Linked DNA regions of Mus musculus: region 1 is linked to region 2. The links are chromatin loops, found by intact Hi-C in ENCODE. Cell type or tissue: left cerebral cortex. All regions are shown on one strand. Each heading gives the region's core, and the rest is flanking DNA. Links, peaks and the distances in the headings are about the cores only. Region 1 has its middle 6.8 kb from the start of St6galnac2. Region 2 overlaps St6galnac1 (ST6 (alpha-N-acetyl-neuraminyl-2,3-beta-galactosyl-1,3)-N-acetylgalactosaminide alpha-2,6-sialyltransferase 1).

Region 1 (9,805 bases), core at 663-8,662, 68 kb before region 2:
TCATAAAGCTCTATGTCAACCCCCAGTACCACAGTTATGGTAGCATACATCTGTACAGGGAAAGGCAAGAGGATTAGAAGTTCAAGGACATCCTTGCCTACTTAAGAGTATTCAAGGCCAGCCTGGGATACGTGAGACTCCACCCAGTGGTTACTGTTAACTGTTAATGGGATCAGTCTGGAGCAGAGCTTGCCTAGATCCAGGTTGGCTTTTTTTTCCTTTTTCTTTTCTTTCTTTTTTTGAGGCAAGGGCTACACAGGTAGCCCTGGCTTGCCTGGTACTTGCTCTGTAGCCCGGCCTGACCTTGACTTGGTCCACATGAGTTAATGTCTCAGATTAGCTGCTTCGGGTTCCTTGGCTCCCTTCAGTCCTGTACTGCAACCTGGATTGGAAGCCAGGTTTTTTCCTTGGTCTTATTCAGGGTACTTTATCCTAGCAAAGACATGACACTAAGACACCCTGTGTCAAACAGCAATCAAATAAAGACCACAAAGCCCGGGTACAGTGGCACACACCTTTAATCTCAGTGCTGGAAGGCAGAGACCTGCAGATCTCTGAGAGCTAGAGGCCAGTCTGGTCTACATAGTGAGTTCCAAGACAGCCAGGGCTACATAGTGAGACCCTGTCTCAGAAACGAAAGCGCAAACCTGTTTTAACTTGCATGCCCCTCACTACTGAGATGTTTCCCTCTGGTCAGGTGACAGGTTAGCCAGGCACAGGTTCAAGACTCAGGTCAAGAAGACAAGACTCCTGGATGAGAGTGTCATTTACAAAATAGGCAGCATTGGCCTCCTCATGCTGGGTCTCTGAGCCTGCAAGCCCAACGGGATAAGGCAGAGAGGCGAAGGAGCCTGCAAGCCCAACGGGATAAGGCAGAGAGGTGAAGGAGCCTGCAGCACAGACCAAGAACTCTGCACAGAGGGACGCGTGATACTGAATGACCTGCCAGCTGTGAGCACACGTGCATTTGCTGGACAGAGAGAGCCTTATTACCCTCCCCTCAACGGGCCAAAATGTGCCCCTGCTCCAGAGGAAGGCGCCATCTTCATCCTCCTAGGTTGTTTACTGACTAGGCAACTTTGGAACAAAAGGGCGGATGTGTCTGTCCTCAGAGGTGTGACTAATGGTTAAGAACTGTCTTCCCACTGGTTCCTGCTCACACCTGTGGCCTGAAATCCAGCTCTGAAATCCTCCAGGCTCTGAAATCCAGCCTCCTAACCCCACCCCGCCCCTGCTGTGTGTCCTCCAGAGACTCAGGTTTTGCTTTAGCAGCCACTCCCTCCACACAACCCCGGTGGAGTCCTGACCCCAGTTCATAAAGTGCAGGGCCACTGAGCCGGCTCAGTGGGTAAAGGTGTCGAGTCTCACGACCCTAGTTCAAATCCTGTGACGCACAGAGTGGAAGGAGAGAACCAACTCCCAGCCACCCCACAGTCTACGTCATGGCATTGTATAGATGTACACACATGTCCACATACACGAAATGTGATGATAACGACAACATCCTCAAGCGATGTCTCGTCCTCAGAAGCTAAAAGGCAGACAGCACACTGTTCGGCTGGCTCTTCTTAGCTTAGCGACCCTGTTTCTTCCCAGTCTGTTCCCTGTCCTCTTGTCTCTGAAGCTGTCTTCCGTGGCCGCAGTGTCACCGTGGCTGAGCCTCTGTTACCAGTGGATCCGGTGTTCTCTGGGTGTCATCCAGACACACCTGCCCGTGAATTCAACTCTGAGATCCTCACAATCTCTGCCTGGAATGCTCTCCTCTTTTGATGTTGCCAGACAGCGCTTTGTTGGCCATGGAGTCTGCCTGTCTCTATCTATGTCCCATCAGCTGCACATCTGCTTAGCTTCAAAGGGGCGCTCTGAAGACCTGCTGCTGCTGCTGCAATGGTTTCTGAGACAAGGTCTCTCTGTGTGGCCCTGGCTGTCCTGGAACTCACTCTGTGGACCATGCTGGCTTCAAACTCAAGAGATCTACCAGCCTTTGCCTCCTGGTACTGGGATTAAAGGTGTGCGCCCCACTGCACCTCTTAATTATCTTTTTATTTTATGTGTATGGATATTTCCTTGCCTCTATGTTATCTGTGGACCAAATGCATGCCTGGAGCCTGCAGAGGTCAGAAAAGAGTGTCGGATCCCCTGAGACTGGAGTTACGACTGGTGTGGGCTGCAGTGTGCTTTCAGAAAGTCAAACTCTGGTCCTCTGGGAAGGCAGCCAGTGCTTTTAGCCACTGAGCCATCTCTCCGGCCCCACCTGAGCTGCTTTAGGACTGACCCGGCTTTCCCACAAGCCCTTCTGCCTGCCTTTTATCTCAATGGCTGGCACTCTGTCCCCAGTCACTAGCCTCGAGGCATAATGCAAGCTTCTCTTTCCTTCACAACAAAGTTGAAGCATTGGAGTGGAGAGTTGAGGCTGATTTATCTCCCTGTAAGCAAAGAAATGATAGGCAGGCAGGTGTTACGGTTTAGGTTTTCCGTGTTTCTCTTTGTCTGTCTGTCTGTCTCTCTCTTTCTTTTTTTTTTTTTTTTTTTAGATTTTTATTTATTTTCTGTATAGGAGTACACTGTAGCTGTGAAGATGGTTGTGAGCCATCATGTGATTGATGGGAATTGAATTCAGGACTTCTGCTCTCTCCGGTCAGCCCCACTTGCTCCAGCCCAAAGATTTATTATTATTATTATTATTATTATTATTATTATTAAGTGTAGCTGTCTTCAGACACACCAGAAGAGGGCATCAGATCTCATTACAGGTAGTTGTGAGCCACCATGTGGTTGCTGGGATTTGAACTCAGGACCTTCGGAAGAACAGTCAGTGCTCTTAATTACTAAGCCATCTCTCCAGCCCCCACCCACCCCCCTCTTTCTGTCCGTGTGTGTCTTTTTGTCTTTCTTTTTCTCACAACACAGGGTCTCTCTAGGCCTGGCTGAGTATTGTTTTGGTTTTTTTTTGTTTTTGTTTTTGTTTTTAAACTTTGGCCTGTTTATAATTTTTAATTTTTAAAGGTATTTTAATTACAAAGTTAAAAAGAAATGGAGAACCCAACGGTGCCATAACCATAGAATGGAATATTATCCAGCCTTAAAGGCAAAGTCTGGGGCCAGAGAGACAGCTCCGAGACTAGGAGCGTGTCCCAGTCCCAGCACTCATGTTGGGTGGCTCCAAAGGGCCTGTTACTCCAGCTCTGGATCTGACACACTCGCATGCACATACCCACACACAGATGCACATACTTAAAAATACCACCCCATCCCCTTCTTTTTTTTTCAAGACAGGGTTTCTCTGTGTATCCCTGGCTGTCCTAGAACTGACTCTGTAGACCAGGATGGCTTTGAATACAGCTCTGCCTGCCTCTGTCTCCCCAGTGCTGGAATTAAAGGTGTGTGCCAGCTTAAAAATAAATCTTGAAGAAGGAAGAAGAAGAAGAAGAAGAAGAAGAAGAAGAAGAAGAAGAAGAAGAAGAAGAAAAATGGGTGCTGGAGAAATGGCTCAACCCTTGCTGCTCTTGCAGAAGATAGGGGTTCTGTTTCTAGAACCTGTATCAGGAAGCTTATAGTCTACCTAGCTCCAGTTCCAAAAGATCAGACACCCTCTTTTAGCCACAGAGGGCACTCACTGTATGCAAGCAATGTCCACACAACCAAATGGACACATGCAACGTACACATAAATAAAACACACACACACACACACACACACACACACACACACACAAAGGAAAGCCTGACACTGGGTCCAATATGAATGACATTATGTTAAATGAAATAAGCCACAAAGAGCTCAACACCATGTGTAAGATACACTTATATGAGAGTCAGAGTGTGGAATTAGTGTTACTAGGTGTGGAGAATGAGAAATGTAGAGTTGTTTAATGGGTTCCGAGTCTCAATTTTCACAAAATAAAGTATTTCAAGTATTAGGCTATAATATTAATATATTTCTTAAAAATACTTATTTTATGTATGTGAGTACACTGTTACTGTCTTCAGACACACCAGAAGAGGACATTGGATTCCATTACAGATGGTTGTGAGCCACCATGTGTGCTGGAAATTGAACTCATGACCTCTGGAAGAACAGGCAGTACTCTTACCTGCTGAGCCATCTCTCCAGCCCCTACAATAAAAATATTAACATTATTGACTTGCTCCCTAAAAATGGCTGAGATTTATGTTCTGTGTATTTGTTAAAATGTGCACGAATGGAGCTAGAGAGATGGTGTAGGGTCAAGAGTACTTGTTGCTCTTGCAGAGGACCTGAGTTCGATTCCCAGCACCCACATGGCAGCTAACAACTGTTTATAACTCCAGTTCCAGGGGATCCAATGCCCTCTTGTGGCCCCCCCTGGGCACTCCATGCATTTGGTACACAGATATATGCAAACAAAACACTGATACATATAAAGCAAAAATAAAGCCTCAAAATATAAAAATAAATACAATGTGTGAAAGAGAGAAAGAGAATTGGCCTGCATGTACATCTGTGTACCATGTATGTACTGGTTGGGGTCTGAAGAAGGGGTCAGACTTATGAGCCTGGAGTCACAGATGGTTGTGAGCCACCATGTGGGTCCTGGGAATTGAACTCAGTCCCCTGCAGGAGCCACGCATGCTCTTAATTCAGCCATCTCCTGGCCTATTAAAGCATTTAAATGAAACTTCTGTCCACAAAAGTTCTTAGGAAGCTGTAGCTTTGAATGAACCTTCTGCAAGTCTAGTTGACTGACTAGAACACTGTGATCACAGATAGTTGGAGTTTTGCAAGTCCAGAGCCAAATTATCTTTGACTAATTTCAGTCCCCCCCCCATCCCCTCCCTCACCCCCCACTTCCTGGAACTGGTTTTGAACTGCTGGAGGCCGGACCTAAGGTCTTAGTGACCATTAAGTAAGTCTTCTGGAATGTACCAAGTGTGTGCTTCCCACTCAGCTAGGAATGCCACAGCAGGAGGTGCCCGTTTCCCCGCTGCAGCTCTCCTGCTGTTTGCCCCAGGCATTTGAAAGCACCTTCATTTGTGACCAACTTGCTTTGTTCCATTACTATTAAAAACTTCATGAGATTGCTTCCATGATGAAACACAGACTGTTGAGAGCAATGAGCCTGTGTTCCTGAGCCAGTACCACTCACACTTGACTTCAAAATCAACTCTCTTATCCTCTTTGAGAGGGCTGCAGGGTCATGTGCAGCGTGGCACCCCTTACTGTAGTGGTTCTTTCTAGAGTAGGTGTGGCTAGCCTTTACCCAGGTTTCTCCCTCCTCCCTGCATGCCATCTTGAGAAACCACAAACCACACAGTATACTCGAAAGCAGGATACTGAGCAGGATGAAGGATTTATAAAGTCAGTTTCCATGGCTACCAGAATCCCTCAGGTTGCCCTTTTACAACCAGGCCCTCTTTCCCCTTTTCCTCATCTACCTCCACCCATCACCCCTGACTAGTCTTTACTTCTATAATTCTGTCACTTCAAGAAAGCATCCATTCTCCAGCTTTTAATAAACCTTTTAAAAATCACATTATTTGTTTATTTATTTACTTATTTTATTTGTTTGCTTGCGTGCCTGTGGTAGTCAGAGGACAACTTGCAGGAGTCCATTCTCTTGTTCCACCATGTGAACCTCAAGGATGGAACTCATGTTGTCAGGCTTGCTACCTGGTGGCTTTTCCCGGCCGAGCCATGCCATTCACTGTCTCTTCTCCTTCAATGTTTATGACCACCCCTCCCCTGGTATAATTCTACTTTGTTGTTGTTATTGTTTTTTGTTTTGTTTTTTTCTTTTTTTTCTAAGACAGGGTTTCTTCCTTTAGCCCTAGCTGTCCTGGAACGTTCTCTGTAGGGCAGGCTGTCCTGGAACTCACAGAGATCCTCCTGCCTCTGCCTCCTAAGTGCTGGGACTAAAGTCATGCACCACCACTGCCTGGCTCCCTCAGTATACTTCTATGGAGACCGTCTAAGTTATCTGTATCAACTGCACATTCATTTTTATTGGGTGTTGCGGGATATTTGATCACACTGTGAACCCTGAGAACTAAGGCAAATCACAGAAAGATTTAACAGACTAGGATGTGCCCAGCTCTCAGGAGAAGAGAGTGGAAAGGGAAGCTACTTGAGGGGAAGAGAAAAGTGGCAGTTTTCCTGGGGCTGTTGCTGCAGAGAGAAAAGAAGTTAGACACAGGTGAAGACAGAATGAGCCAGAGAAGGAGCCCGAAGATTAGAACAGATTGCCAGAATTTTAGGCCAAGCAAAACAATTCAGGAGAAGCTCAGAGAAACCAGATTGAATCAGTCAGCTTGGAGAGGAGTTTGAGCCAGGAGAGCTGAATTAAACCAGGGAGCCAGAGATCTCAGAACGAACTAGAAAGGGTGAGTTTATTCAGCAATAAATCTTAGAGGCTGAAAATATTCTAGGCCTAGATTAGATTGTCTGGAGGGTAGATGCTTCCAGGACTAGGGCTAGGTTAGCAGGCAGAGGCAGTTGTTAAGGCAGTTGTTGAGGCAGTTGTTGCCTGTCTGGCCTGCCATTTTGTACTGTCATTAATGTCATAAGGAAACTTTCTCGCATGTTGCTTCTGCTGAACTCTCTGTACTAGGATGTTCTGGGCTTTGGTGTTCTTGGAAACCAATCACAACAGAAGTCACTTAGAACTGCATTGTATAGTGAGCCACAGTAAGCTTGGACATGAACCAACCACCGGGCAGCAATTCCTGCACCTGGGTATGAGCTTTTATGGTCTTCTGCTTTTTATAAGCTGCCCCTGGGATGAACTCCAACATAAGAGAGACATCTGTACCAGTATGAGAAGTTGTTTGAAATAAGACTTCCATTTTGATTAGGGGTTGAGTAAAGTTTAAGTTCCCAAGACCTCCCTGGGATCTGATGTCCTGCTTGGCAGAAAGAGAAGTGGGCACTGGTAATTAACATCCTGGTTGGCAAGTTAAGACATGAATGTTAGGCAAGGCAATTCCCCCACTACAGTTGAATACCCCAGATAATGGGAACAAGATAAGTGCACTGCAAAGACATTTTTTAAAAATTAATTTATTTTTTATTAGATATTTTCTTTATATACATTTCAAATGCTATCCCCAAAGTTCCCTATACCCTCCTTCCGCCCTGCTCCCCTACCCACCCACTCCCGCTTCTTGGCCCTGGCATTCCCCTATACTGGGGCATACAGAGTTTGCAATACCAAGGGGCCTCTCTTCCCAGTGATGGCCGACCAGACCATCTTCTGCTACATATGCAGCTAGAGATACGAGCTCTGGGGTACTAGTTGGTTCATATTGTTGTTTCACTTATAGGGTTGCAGACCCCTTCAGCTCCTTGGGTGCTTTCTCTAGCTTCTCCATTGGGGGCCCTGTGTTCCATCTTATAGATGACTGTGAGCATCCACTTCTGTATTTACCAGGCACTGGCATAGCCTCATACGAGACAGCTATAACAGGGTCCCTTCAGCAAAATCTTTCTGGCATATGAAATAGTGTCTGGTTAGCAAAGACATTTCTAAGGAAATCCCCTATCCTTAAATCCTGATTGATGGAATAACTTGGCACAGATGTTTATGGATCTTAGGTTTAAAAACCCTATTGGGTGTGTGGGTGGGTAGGGGCTGGTGAGATGGCTCAGCAGGTAAGAGCACTGACAGCTCTTCTGAAGGTCCTGAGTTCAAATCCCAGCAACCACATGGTGGCTCACAACCACCCATAATAAGATCTGAAACCCTCTTCTGGTGCATTTGAAGTCAGCTACAGTGTACTTACATATAATAATAATAATAATAGATTATGTTTAAAAGCCCTATAGGATTTTTTTTTTCTTTTTCCGGAGCTGAGGACCAAACCCAGGGCCTTGTGCTTGCTAGGCAAGCGCTCTACCACTGAGCTAAATCCCCAACCCACCCTATAGGAGCTTAATTCAATGCCTTAACCAACTCCCAAGTCTAGTGTGTGGCCCTGAATGATCAGTCTTGGGGTGTGGTTTTCAATGAACCACCCCTGTCTGGCTGAGAGAGATGGCTGAGTGGTTTGTACAACGGATCCCCAGACCCCAATAGCAGTAAGCCTCTGAGATGACAATTGCCTCAGGCAATTAAAAGTTACATTTACTATTGGGGAGTGTTGTTTTTCTTTGTTACTTTTATTTGAGGGCTTTAGTGTTGTTGCTGTAGGGTCAAGGGACAGCATGGCTTTGTATTCAAGGATGACCTTAAACTTCTGATCTTCCTGCTTCCTCCTCCCAAGTGTGAGCTACCACACCTGGCTTCCTGGTTTCTGTGGTGCTGGGGACTGAGCCAAGTACTTCCTGTGCTGCCCTTCCTGCTTGGATTGGAAGGTGTCTCGGGATCCAGGAGCCACCCAGCTCTGAGGTGGGGCAGTGTCCCAAGGGGCGGCCATCCTGAGACACAGGAGCTCAGGAACCCCAGAACGCTGAGATCGTTGACAGAGGTGGTACAGCTCCCAGGAAAGGGTACCCCCTGCCGAGCTGCTCAGGAACCTGAGCTGGGCTCCTTCTCTTCCTTTTTTTCCTCTTCTCTTTTCTTCTGATGAAAATCACATCAGGAAGCAAATCTCATAAAAAGAGGTTTATCAGTGGGCTCAGGGTGTAGAGGAATGAACCCGGGAGTGGCTGGTGGGGAACAGACAGCAGCAGGGAACGGGACTAAGCACAGCATTTCTATAGAAGTTTGGGGAGGCGGAGCTTTCTAAGGGAGATTTCCATTGGTGCGATTTCAAGTCCTGAGCTTGGAGGAGCTTGGGGATTGGCGAGTTTTCTTGTTCAGTGATTGGTGAGGTTTTGTGCTCAGGGATTGGTGACTTTTAGTCAGACTTTTCACCTGAAATTAGCATAATGGGGGGGTTCCTGTTGAGGGGCTGGAGATGACCTTTGTGACAGTTACAAAGGCTGGGGCGAGGGGTTTGGCTGCTGGAGCGCCCAGGCCAGGGCGGCCACTTTCCTGCCTGAAGCTTTCGGAAGTTTACAAAGAATACAAAGTTCAGGAAGGGAGTCAGGGCCGGGAAAGCCTTGAGTGGCACAAATATCCAACATCCGGGCCCTCAGCCCTGCTGCGGCTTTTTGAATCCCTGTGATACTCTGTGAATGGCCAGTGACATCGAACACCTTTTCCCGTGTTTATTTCCTATTTCTTTATCCTGATCGGGGAACAGTTGGTTCATGACATTTTGTCCATTTTCTAACCATATTTACACACACACACACATATTGTTTTTTTCGAGACAGGGTTTCTCTGTTTTTTCGAGACAGGGTTTCTCTGTATAGCCCTGTCTGTCCTGGAACTCACTTTGTAGACCAGGCTGGCCTCGAACTCAGAAATCTGCCTGCCTCTGCCTCCCAACTGCTGGGATTAAAGGCGTGTGCCACCACACCCGGCTCCAACCATATTTCTTAAGTTTTGAAGGTTCTGAAGTTGTTTGCTTGTATTGTGTTACGTATTTTGTATAAATACCATTCTTCTGTTGTCAAATACGGAGATTGCCATTTTATTCTGACTTTTTTGTTTGTTTGTTTGTTCTAGTAAACTCTTTCCAGAATAAAATAAAATCCAAGTTGCCAATTCTTTCTGTTATAGATTGTTTTAGGGGTGTCAAATCTAAAGCTCTTTGCTTAGTTTTGGATCTCAAATATTTTCTATTTTTTCCCCTTAACGTTTATTTTTGTTTGTTTTTAGTTGCATTTTACTGTGTGTGAATGCAGGTGCATGGACATGCCACATTGTGTCAGAGAACAACGTGCAGGGGTCCCCCACAATGAACTCAGGCTACTAGAATTGGTGGCTTTACTTGCTGAGGCA
Region 2 (9,805 bases), core at 826-8,825:
TCCTGTGTTCTAAGTGGTAAACAAATAATCTGCGCATGTGCCAAGAGTAATTTTCCACTACATGTACTCTGCCTTTACTCGGCCATGGGCTGCAGCCAATCAGGGAGTGATGCGTCCTAGGCAAAGAATAATTCTCCTTAAAAGGGGACGGGGTTTCCGCCATTCTCTCTCTTACTTGCGCTCTCTTGCTTGCGCTTTTGCGCTCTGCGCTCTGGCGCTCTGGCGCGCTGGCACGCTGGCGCTCTGGCTCCTAAAGATGTAAGCGGGGGGCCTTTCGTTTTTGGGGCTTGGGGCTTGCGCTCCTGGCTCCTGAAGATGTAAGCAATAAAGTTTTGCCGCAGAAGATTCGGGTTTGTTGTGTTCTTCCTGGCCGGTCGTAGCGCTCTGGAGTCAGTGAGGAAAGGTCAGAATAAGTCCATTTCTGTTTTCTGTAAGACTTGCATTTGACCATGTTTTGACTCATTTTCTGAAATTTGATACCTTGACCTCCAAATGTTCTGCCAAATGATTTTGAAATGTCCTACCAAGATCCTACATAACCTGAATCCCTTGCAAGCCCTCTGGCTTTGCAATTTTGGGGCTATATAAGTTCCAACGTTTCCTATGTTCAATGCCATTTTCTCCAACCCTGCTTCAGGGAGATAGTCCTGTCTGACAGAAAACAAAGCTGGCTTAATTTGACCAAAGAATTTGAATAATGCTCTTTAGCAGTTTCGTGGAATGACAGGAAAACAGGACAATTGGCAAAAGTTCAAGACCAGGGGTCTGGAGAGATGGCTCAGCCCCTAAGAATACTTGTTGCTCTCAGACAGGACCTGGGATCAGTCCCCAAGCCTACAGCCATCTACAACTCTCTTGCCAGGGGACCTGATGTTCTGTCCTCAACTCTGCCATCAGGCATGGACCGTACACATACAGATATGTCGGAGGGGGGAACCTCATACAGAAAATATGTAAGTCTAAATAAAAATCAGTTAAGGATGACCTGAAGCAAGACAAGCCGAGGTCAGAGGGTAGTCCCTTTATTCAATGGCAGCTCATGGTGCCCCATCATGGCTCTGAATTAACACAAAATTCCACTCTGGGAAGTTCTTTGATGTGAGACAGAGTCTTCCTGTAACCCAGGCTGACCTTGAACTTGCTGTGTAGCCAATGCTAGCCTTGAACTCCTGAAAATGTGTAAACCTGTACATTTACACAGATGTACACACACACATACTCTCTCTCTCTCTCTCTCTCTCTCTCTCTCCCTCTCTCTCTCTCAATAAGATTACAAGCATTCAGTGGCACAGAGGGCTCACTCTGAAATCCTGCCGTACCTTGAATGTGTTCAGTCTACTCACCCAAAATGTCAGGTGAGCACACTGTGAGGTTGAAGTCAATGCCTTGTGGGTGGTGCTGACACTTTGGGGATCTCTCCCTATTCCTGGGGGAAGTAACTTGACTGATTTTATTTATTTTAAAGTAAAACATTACTGTCAATGTTACTTTTCAGTGATTTTCCTGTTTGCTTTTGTTGTTGTTTTCTTTTGTTTTGTTTTGGAGAGGGTTTCTCTGTGTAGCTCTGTCAGACAGTGAACTTACTCTGTAGATCTAGACTCTTGAAAGGTGTGGAGCAGGTCTGATTCCAGAGACACAGGTAGGAGCATTTGAGGAGCCCTTGCATTCTGTGTTGTAAGTGGTCGAGGGGAACACCCTGATCTGGGCCCTGGTCAGTTCTTTGCTTTGTCACTTTGTGGACGCTGGTAGAGCCAGATGATGCCTTCATCATGCAACCGCTTCCACACCATTCTCTCTAACCTGAAGTCATGGTTGATATAAAAGATCAACCTTTTCCACGATGTATCATAGTAGTGGTCAGAGAAGCGCTGGTGGCCCTCGGTGATGAAGCCATAGGCGCTGACCTGCAGGAAAATGGAGGAGGGACTGGGACTGGAGAGGCTGCCTCCTGGGGCACTCTGTCCCTTTATCCTGGTCCTGGCCCTGGGCTCTGGATGCAGAGCCCTTGGGTGTACATGCTCGATCCTAATCCTATCAGAGGTTTGCAGGCTCACCTTGTCACAGAGATGAAGGGCTGTGAGCAGCAGGAGGGCACCAGTGGTGGGGCGGTATATTCTCCAATGGGCAGTGTCCAGGGTCTTTGACCTCAGAAACCTGTTCAAAATACCCAGATTGCCAACTGTCAGGAGCCAGCAAAGGATGAGAGGCCCACGGACCCACTATGGGCTTCCTACCCTTACCTGTTCTTCATGTAACGGAGAAAGTCTGGGTGCAGCAGCAAGTATCGATCCAAGTCCAAGGCATTCCGGAAGGCTTCCTGAGGCCTATGCCTGTGGCCAGAGATGGATCCCTCAGGCCCTGTTCTCTTACCTGGCCCGGTGGAGGCCAAGTTATGGTCACTGTGTGACCACTATCCCATCTCCAAGTGTCACAGAAGCAGTCCCACCTGACTAACCCTTTTGAAGTCAGTCACTTCTCAGTCTGGCAGGGTTTCCAGGGCAGGAGGAGGGAAGGGGTACCTGAACCAGGAAAGGTGGGTTTTTGCCAAGGTCTGATTCAAAAACATAGCTTCCAGCCACTCATAGTCCCGGGTGCCTTCCAGGAAGTGTAGATATCGGACGTCCTGAAGACCAAGGACAACAAGTGGTCTGGGAGCACTGCCTTGAGGAGCCTGGACTGAGGGCGGCCCTCATCTCACTCGTGACTGTCCCCAAAATCTCCCATGGCCTGAGTGGCTGTTGTCACTGCTCTTGCCCTCATGTGAACAGAGCTTGGGATGAGCCAGTTTCCATCCACATACAAGGCGCTCATAAGTCTCCCCTATCCAGGGGCTGTATAGCCATGCCCATTCTCAATCTTGTTTCTCCCCTGAGCAGGCACGGTGGGACCACGCCCATTTGCACTCATTGGTCTCCCATGTTCAGGGGCTGGGTGGTCACGCCCACTCCTCCCTTCTCACCTTTCCCAGAGGCACATGCTGGAAGCCTCGTCTACCCAAAATGAGGATAGACTGGGTCAGAGAGAAAGCAGTGAAGCCATAGAAGGATGTCCGGGTCCCCACATCCTGTTCATATCCTTTAATAACGGCTCCACTCAGTCTGTGTAGAAAGATCGAATCAGATGCTGTGAATGGAGGAGAGACATTTTTTTGTGGAGATGAATCAGGAGGCAGGAGCTGTAGACACACTCCATTTTCTAGATAAAGATATGGGGACATGTCTTAGGGTTTTATAGCTGGGAAGAGACACTGTGACCACTATGCCAACCCTTATGAAGGAAAACATTTCATTGGAGCTGGCTTACAGTTTGAGAGGTTTAGTCCATTATCATCATGGCGAGGAATATGGTGGATCACAGGCAAGCATGGTGCTGGAGGAGCTGAGAGTGCTACATCTTGATCCACAGGCGCCAGAAGGAGATGGTGTGCCACACTGGACATAGCTCGAATGTAGACCTCCAAGCCTACCCTCACAGTGACACACTTCCTCCAACAAGGCCACGCCTACTCCAACAAGGCCACACCCCCTAATCAGGCCACTCCCCATGGGCCAAGCTTTCACCCAAATGAGTCTATGGGGGCCATTCCAATTCAAACCAGCACAGGACACTTATCGGGTCGCCCATTATAGCCCATATCTACAAGCAACGGAGGGAGAACATACCGGAAAACATAGTCATGGCTGTCTATCTCCCGGCCAACACGTGAATCATTCAGGATGCCCCCGTTGCCCACTACAGCACAGGTGATACACTTGGAGTACCCAGTAGGGAGGCTGGCCAGGAGGAGCTGCTGCTGGCGAACTGGAGGGAAGCGGGTCACCACCTTCTGTACCACTGGAACACAGCAGGGTTCCATTCAAAGCCCCAGAAATGAACCAACCCAAGAGAGGAAGCCAGCCACCCTGTACTCTGAAGTAAGCACTCACGGGACTGATTGAGTTCCATGAAGCCAAAGGGAGGAGCGAAGTGCTCTAGACGGTTCCACTCGCTCTGGGTGAAGCGTCCAGAGTCCAGGAACAGAGTGATGTTGGGCAGAAAGATATTCTGTAGCCATGGTGACTTGGAGGCCTTGATCTTCACAGAAGCAGAGCAGTTCTATGTGCAGGAAGATATGGAAAGGTCAGGCAATGGGTGGCCCAGGAAAGCATCAGCCAGGGGCTGGGTGGGTTCCATTAGACAGAGACTGGGCTGGGGATACAGGTTGAAAGTTCCTGCCCCCTACTCTCTCTTTCACTCTGGACCCCAGGGTCTCCAAATCTAAGTCACCTTGGTCCCAGAAAACAGGTCCCCTCAGCTCTGAAGCAGCTACACCTTGCAATTCTGACAGCCACATGGGCATGCGCTGCTCTCTTGGGTTGTGACCCTGTCCTGTGTGTATACACAAGCAGGTTTTCAGTATTTCCTCAAGGCAGGGGTGAAAAAGATTAGGGTGGTGACATGGGCTTGAGGGCTGAAGGACAGTGAAGGATCTGAGTGGGCTTTCCAGGGATGCCAGTGTCACTGGGAAGGGAGCAGCTGAACAGTAGGCTGTGTCTTCCTGTCTGCTAGTCCCATGACTATAGAATAAGGGATGACGTACTGGACCCCCAGAACTGGCCCCAATATCTTCTCACAGAATGGTGACCTGCCTCAGGTCTTCTTGAAAGGGGTCCCAGACAAGTCCCTTCCAGACACACCTTTCTGAGTTGTCCAGACCTTAATCCTGGACCTACCTTCTCCTCCCTGACTTTGGCTGTTATAAAAAGGAAGGATGAAGGATGGTTCATTTTTAAGTGTCAGGTAGACCACAGGAGGAAAAGGGCTGCCTGGGGTGGTGGTATAGTGCAGAGTCACAGGGAAGGTCCAGACTCACCGTCTGCAGGCTGCTCATATCCAAGCTATATTCCTCCTCAAAATCCCACCGAGGCTCAGACTTGAACTCAGAGGCCTTCAGCCTTTGCCTTCTTCGTGTGGTGGGGTGTGGGGAAGAGGCAGGGGATTTGGTAGCCTGGACCACTTTCTTCTTAGCTGGGACAGCTCCTGTGGCCATTGGTGTCTTCCTTGTTGACAGTGCTCCTGGAGCTCTGGGTAGTTTGTCCAGGTGTTCTGACACAGGCGTCTTTGCAGCAGGCTCTGCCTTGCTCTGAGGATTCTCTGGTGCTGGCCTTATGGTCTCCAACTTCCTCTTCTCCTTCCCCTCAGCTTGCTCTCCTTGGACTGCCTCTCTCTCCTGTTTCTTCAGGTCCTTTGAACTGACAGAGGTTGTCTCCTTGTTGTGAACTCTGGGTGACAGTGTCATGATGGGTACTTGGGGCTCAGCCTTTTGTTGATTCTCCTGGGCACTTGCGTCATTCTTCCATATGAACTGGCACCTGCACAGAGAATACCTGATGAAGGTTGGCTGTTCTATAAACTGGCCACAACATCACTAGCAGGCCGAGGAGACAGCTCAGTGAGTGAGAGCGCTTTCTCTCCAAGAATGAGCTTATGGGTTTTCTATCCTTAGCTTCCATATTAAAAAAAACCATACACCACAAATCCAGCCAGGCAAGTATCTGCAAGCCCACGTGTTTTCCTGTTTTATCCTCCATGTTATTTTATGAGATGAGTTTCTCACTGAACCTTCTGTTCACTGACTTGAGTATTGTGGTTGGCCAACCAAACCCCACATATCCTCTGCCTCTGAACATCAGGATTACAGGCTGGTGCCTGTGTGATCTGAGATTTGAACCCAGGTCCTCATGCTTGTGCACCAATAATTTTACCATCTGCATATGTCTTACACACAAATAGAATAGAACTATGAAGTCCCGTAGTTCTTGGGTTTGGATCCTCTTAGTCTCCCATGAGTCTCATGATCCTGGCTTGTTGCCTCCTTAGACTGCTTGCAGAAATGGCCTCTGGACACCACAGAAATCCTCCTGCCCGATGATCTTCTGGCATGCCCCTTACTTGCTGAAACTACCCGCTTTCTTCTGTAATGAACGTCCAGCTTAACCTCCTTACTAATACCAATAGCAGAGTAATGAACACACAAGTCCCTCACGTGCTTTAGCCACATGTCTTGCTCTCTTCTGTTACACTTTGTATCTCTTGGAAGCTCACCAGAAAGAAGTGGAGTAAGCATGGCACCCAGAGCCCGATTCCCTGTGCTTTCTGGCCACCAGTTTTGTAGGACTGTCATTGACCATTATAGATCTCATATTCTTCATCTTTGAGAATGTGTGCAAACACCTGTCTTGTACAGTTGTAAAGATGAAAGTGACCAGAATGATGCCAGTTCTGAATTGATGTGTCATAAAAAGGGTGTGGCCACGTTCGCAATGAGTCTCAGAAAGCATCATAAATCTTTGACAGCTCCCGTTCAGCATTTTAAACTTTATTAAAATCTCTCTGTGTGTGTGTTGATGTAGGTATGTATGTGTGTGTGCATGTGCTGTGGTGTGTGCATGTGCTGTGTGTGGTGTGTGCATGTGCTGTGGTGTGTGCATGTGCTGTGGTATGTGCATGTGCTGTGGTGTGTGCATGTGCTGTGATGTGTGCATGAGCTCTGGTCTGTTCATGTGCTGTGGTGTGTGCATGTGCTGTGGTGTGTGCATGTGCTGTGGTGTGTGTATGTGCTGTGGTGTGTGCATGAGCTCTGGTGTGTGCATGTGCTGTGGTGTGTGCATGAGCTCTGGTGTGTGCATGTGCTCTGGTGTGTACATCTGCTCTTGTGTGTTTTTGTCCTCTGGTACGTGCATGCCTGTGGAGACCACACGTTGACCTCTGTTGTCTTCTAGAAACCATCTTCTGTGCTTTTTGAGATAGAGTCTGTCGTTGGCTTAGAGCTTGCTAAGAAAGCTTTCTGGCCATTGATCCCCTAGGATCCCCCTGTCTCTGCTCTGGGGGATCAGAATCTGGGGATTCTGAGCTCTCCCCACCATGCCTGGATTTTCTGTGAGTGCTGGAATTGAACTCAGATCCTCACGCTTGTGTGGCAAGGGCGTGACGGACTCAGCCATCTCTCTCCCATCTCCCCAATCCCTCCCAAGTTTTCCCTTTTTTTTTTTTTTTTTTTTTTTTTGAGTCAGGTTCTAAGTGGGGATGGCTGGCCTCAGACTCAGGCTCCACCAGCCCAGTGCTTGAGGTCATGGCCTGCTCCACTCCACCTGCCTATTGCTATCTGGTTTACTGATCTTATTGCTTCTCTTCTTCTACACCTGCAGCAGCATGGCCACCCCTCCAAGCTGTAAAACCTGTAGTCACCTTTGTGCCCCCTCTTCCTCCCACCACTCCTTTAAAATAGCTCTTGAAGTTCCCTTCTCTCTTGTCCCAGATCCTCACTGGGCCTCAGTGGCAGACTTCAACCCCTCCTGCCTGAGTTAACCACTTAGGTAGTCTCTCCACCCCAGCCCTTGACTATCACACTGGATGGTCCAAACCCTCACCTCTTGAAGCTGCCTTTCTGCCCTAAAAGTCCTTTGCTACCATCCCCTGGCCCCACCTTTCCTAGGCTGGCAGGGAAGCCCTCCATATTGGGGATGCAACTTCCCCATTGGGGGAGGTTCATGGAGTTTCTATGTCAGCCCATTCTCTATAGTCTCCTCCTCCCCTGCAGGCCATTTACTGATCACTCAACCAACTGCACACTGTCTTTGAAACATTCCACAGAGTCTCCTAGGCTCTCTCTCTTCCAGAGACCTCTCTCTACAGCAATTGTTCCCTCTGACAATCATTTGAACTTAATTATATTCAGTGTATTGAACGTGCTTCAGGTTACAGTCACTTCACCTCATTAAAACTCATTCTAATTTTGAGTGGTAGTGCATGCCTATAATCCCAGCACTTGGGAGGCTAAGGTAGGAGAATCAATGGGTCTCAGGTTATCCTGGGTTGTATAGTAAGACATTGTCTAACTATCTACCTACAAATTTATTTATCTATAAATATGATTATCTACAAATCTATCTATAAATCTATCTACCTATAAATATATCTATCAATCTAACTATAAATCTATCAACCTATTTATCTATAAATCTATCAACCTAACTCTATAAATCAATCAACCTATTTATTTGTATGTCTATCTATATATCTATCAATCTAGCTATCAACCCATCTATAAATCTATCGACCTAACTACCTATAAATCTATCAACCTAACTATCTATAAACCTATAAACCTATAAACCTATAAACCTATATATCTATATATCTATAAATCTATAAATCTATAAATCTATAAATCTATAAATCTATAAATCTATAAATCTATAAATCTATAAATCTATAAATCTATAAATCTATAAATCTATAAATCTATAAATCTATAAATCTATAAATCTATAAATCTATAAATCTATAAATCTATAAATCTATAAATCTATAAATCTATAAATCTATCTATCTATCTATCTATCTATCTATCTATCTATCTATCTATCCTTCTATCCACTGCCTTCTTCCTTTTTCCAGTGCTGGAATAAAACCCAGGGTCTCATAGATACTGGGCAAGTGCTCTACCACTGAGCCACTCCTCGTCCCCAGCCCTTTCTCCTTCTCCAAGCCTTTCTTCAGGTTATGTACTTCACATCCTGTTTGCTCTGAGGTTAGGTTGGTTTATTGGATGTCCCAGCTCTTGCTGAAATGGCCTCAACAGTCAATAGCTGAGGTTTTCCTGGGGAAACTCCCTAACTCTGCAGAACCCCTGAGTCCTATTCAGGATCCTGCCCCCCCCCCTTGCTCTGACAACATCATTGTCCACAAACACACATCTGGGAGTGTGCATTCCACTTCTTGCCTCCTGGTGAAGGAGGTGCTAAGCTCCTGTTCCCCAGCTCCCTAGGCCATGAAGACCTGGGATAGAACAGCACGGCTCTTTTTTCTTTCCGTGTGTTACACAATGGACAACAGCATTGCCATTCAACCTTCAGAAGGCTCTAGACCGCAATGGCCACCAAGCTGTTTGCCATACCCCTCCACTCAGGAGCATGTGCCACTGACTGGTGTGGTCACTAGAAGCTTCTTTCTAGCATCCCTGGAGTCCTTCAACCCCCTCCCACATCCCCATGTTGTTCTAGGGATGCCCTGACACTGTGACAGCCATTGTCCTCTGAAATGCATGCTTAAAACTGATTTCTCAAATGATATAAATACATAAAAACATGAATACAAAAATAAAGGGATACAGGCCTGTAATCCTAGCAGAGGTTGGCAGATCTCTATGAGTCTGAACCTAGCCTGGTCTTCATAGCAAATTCCAGGACAGCCAGGGACATACAGAGAGACTTTGTCTCAGAGTCCCAACAGACACAAACACATCTTATTCCTGTAAGCAGCGACCAAACTGAAGCTGTTGTGAAAACAACTGCCATTTTGAATAGGGGTCATAGGAAGTTTTAGTTGCAAGCCCTCCCTGGGTAACTGACATCCTGGTTGGCAGAAAGAGTCATGGAAATGAGTCCTTTACATCCTGGTTGGCAAGTTGAGACACGAATTCTTGGCAGATTGCCCCACCAGAATTCACTAACCCAACCAAGGAACCAGGACAAGTGAAGCACAAAGACATGTTCCTATGGAAGTCCCATCCCTAAATCCTGATTGGTGGGATAACTTGGCACAGATGTTTGTAATTTTGGAGCTGAAAACCTATGTACTATTCAGGTTCAGGGTCACAGATCAGCCTGTGCCTGATACCCAGCCCTGACTGATCAGTAGTGGTCTGAATACAATACATTTTTGCCATCTGCCTAAATACTTACTAAAATAGCCTTCAACTACTCAGTCAGCTCCCGAATCTGCGCTGTTGTTGCTGACTGGTCAGTTTTTGCTGCCCAATTCA

What was found. A loop is a pair of places that touch in the nucleus more often than their neighbours do. Peaks named below come from ENCODE experiments on the same cell type or tissue, not always from the same donor. Only the 100,000 strongest peaks of a DNase experiment are listed, where the experiment ranks them.
Region 1: it touches region 2 in a loop (1.9-fold over the local background); 2 of 42 quality-filtered maps call a loop at or near these places.

The regions. Positions count from the first base shown.
Region 1 is chr11:116,696,526-116,706,330 of GRCm38, forward strand. No RefSeq gene overlaps it. Among named protein-coding and RNA genes, the nearest start is that of St6galnac2, 6.8 kb to the left of the region's middle. In left cerebral cortex, for the core only: a CTCF peak has its summit at 4,338 (motif pointing left); no DNase peak of the experiment used is centred there.
Region 2 is chr11:116,764,019-116,773,823 of GRCm38, forward strand. It overlaps St6galnac1 (ST6 (alpha-N-acetyl-neuraminyl-2,3-beta-galactosyl-1,3)-N-acetylgalactosaminide alpha-2,6-sialyltransferase 1), which reads right to left. Exons shown (of 9, transcript NM_011371.2): 2 at 4,853-5,351; 3 at 3,927-4,095; 4 at 3,663-3,834; 5 at 2,960-3,098; 6 at 2,520-2,623; 7 at 2,241-2,330; 8 at 2,055-2,154; 9 at 1,007-1,904. The coding sequence ends at 1,713. Among named protein-coding and RNA genes, the nearest start is that of St6galnac1, 6.6 kb to the right of the region's middle. In left cerebral cortex, for the core only: no CTCF peak of the experiment used is centred there; a DNase peak (open chromatin) is centred at 5,561.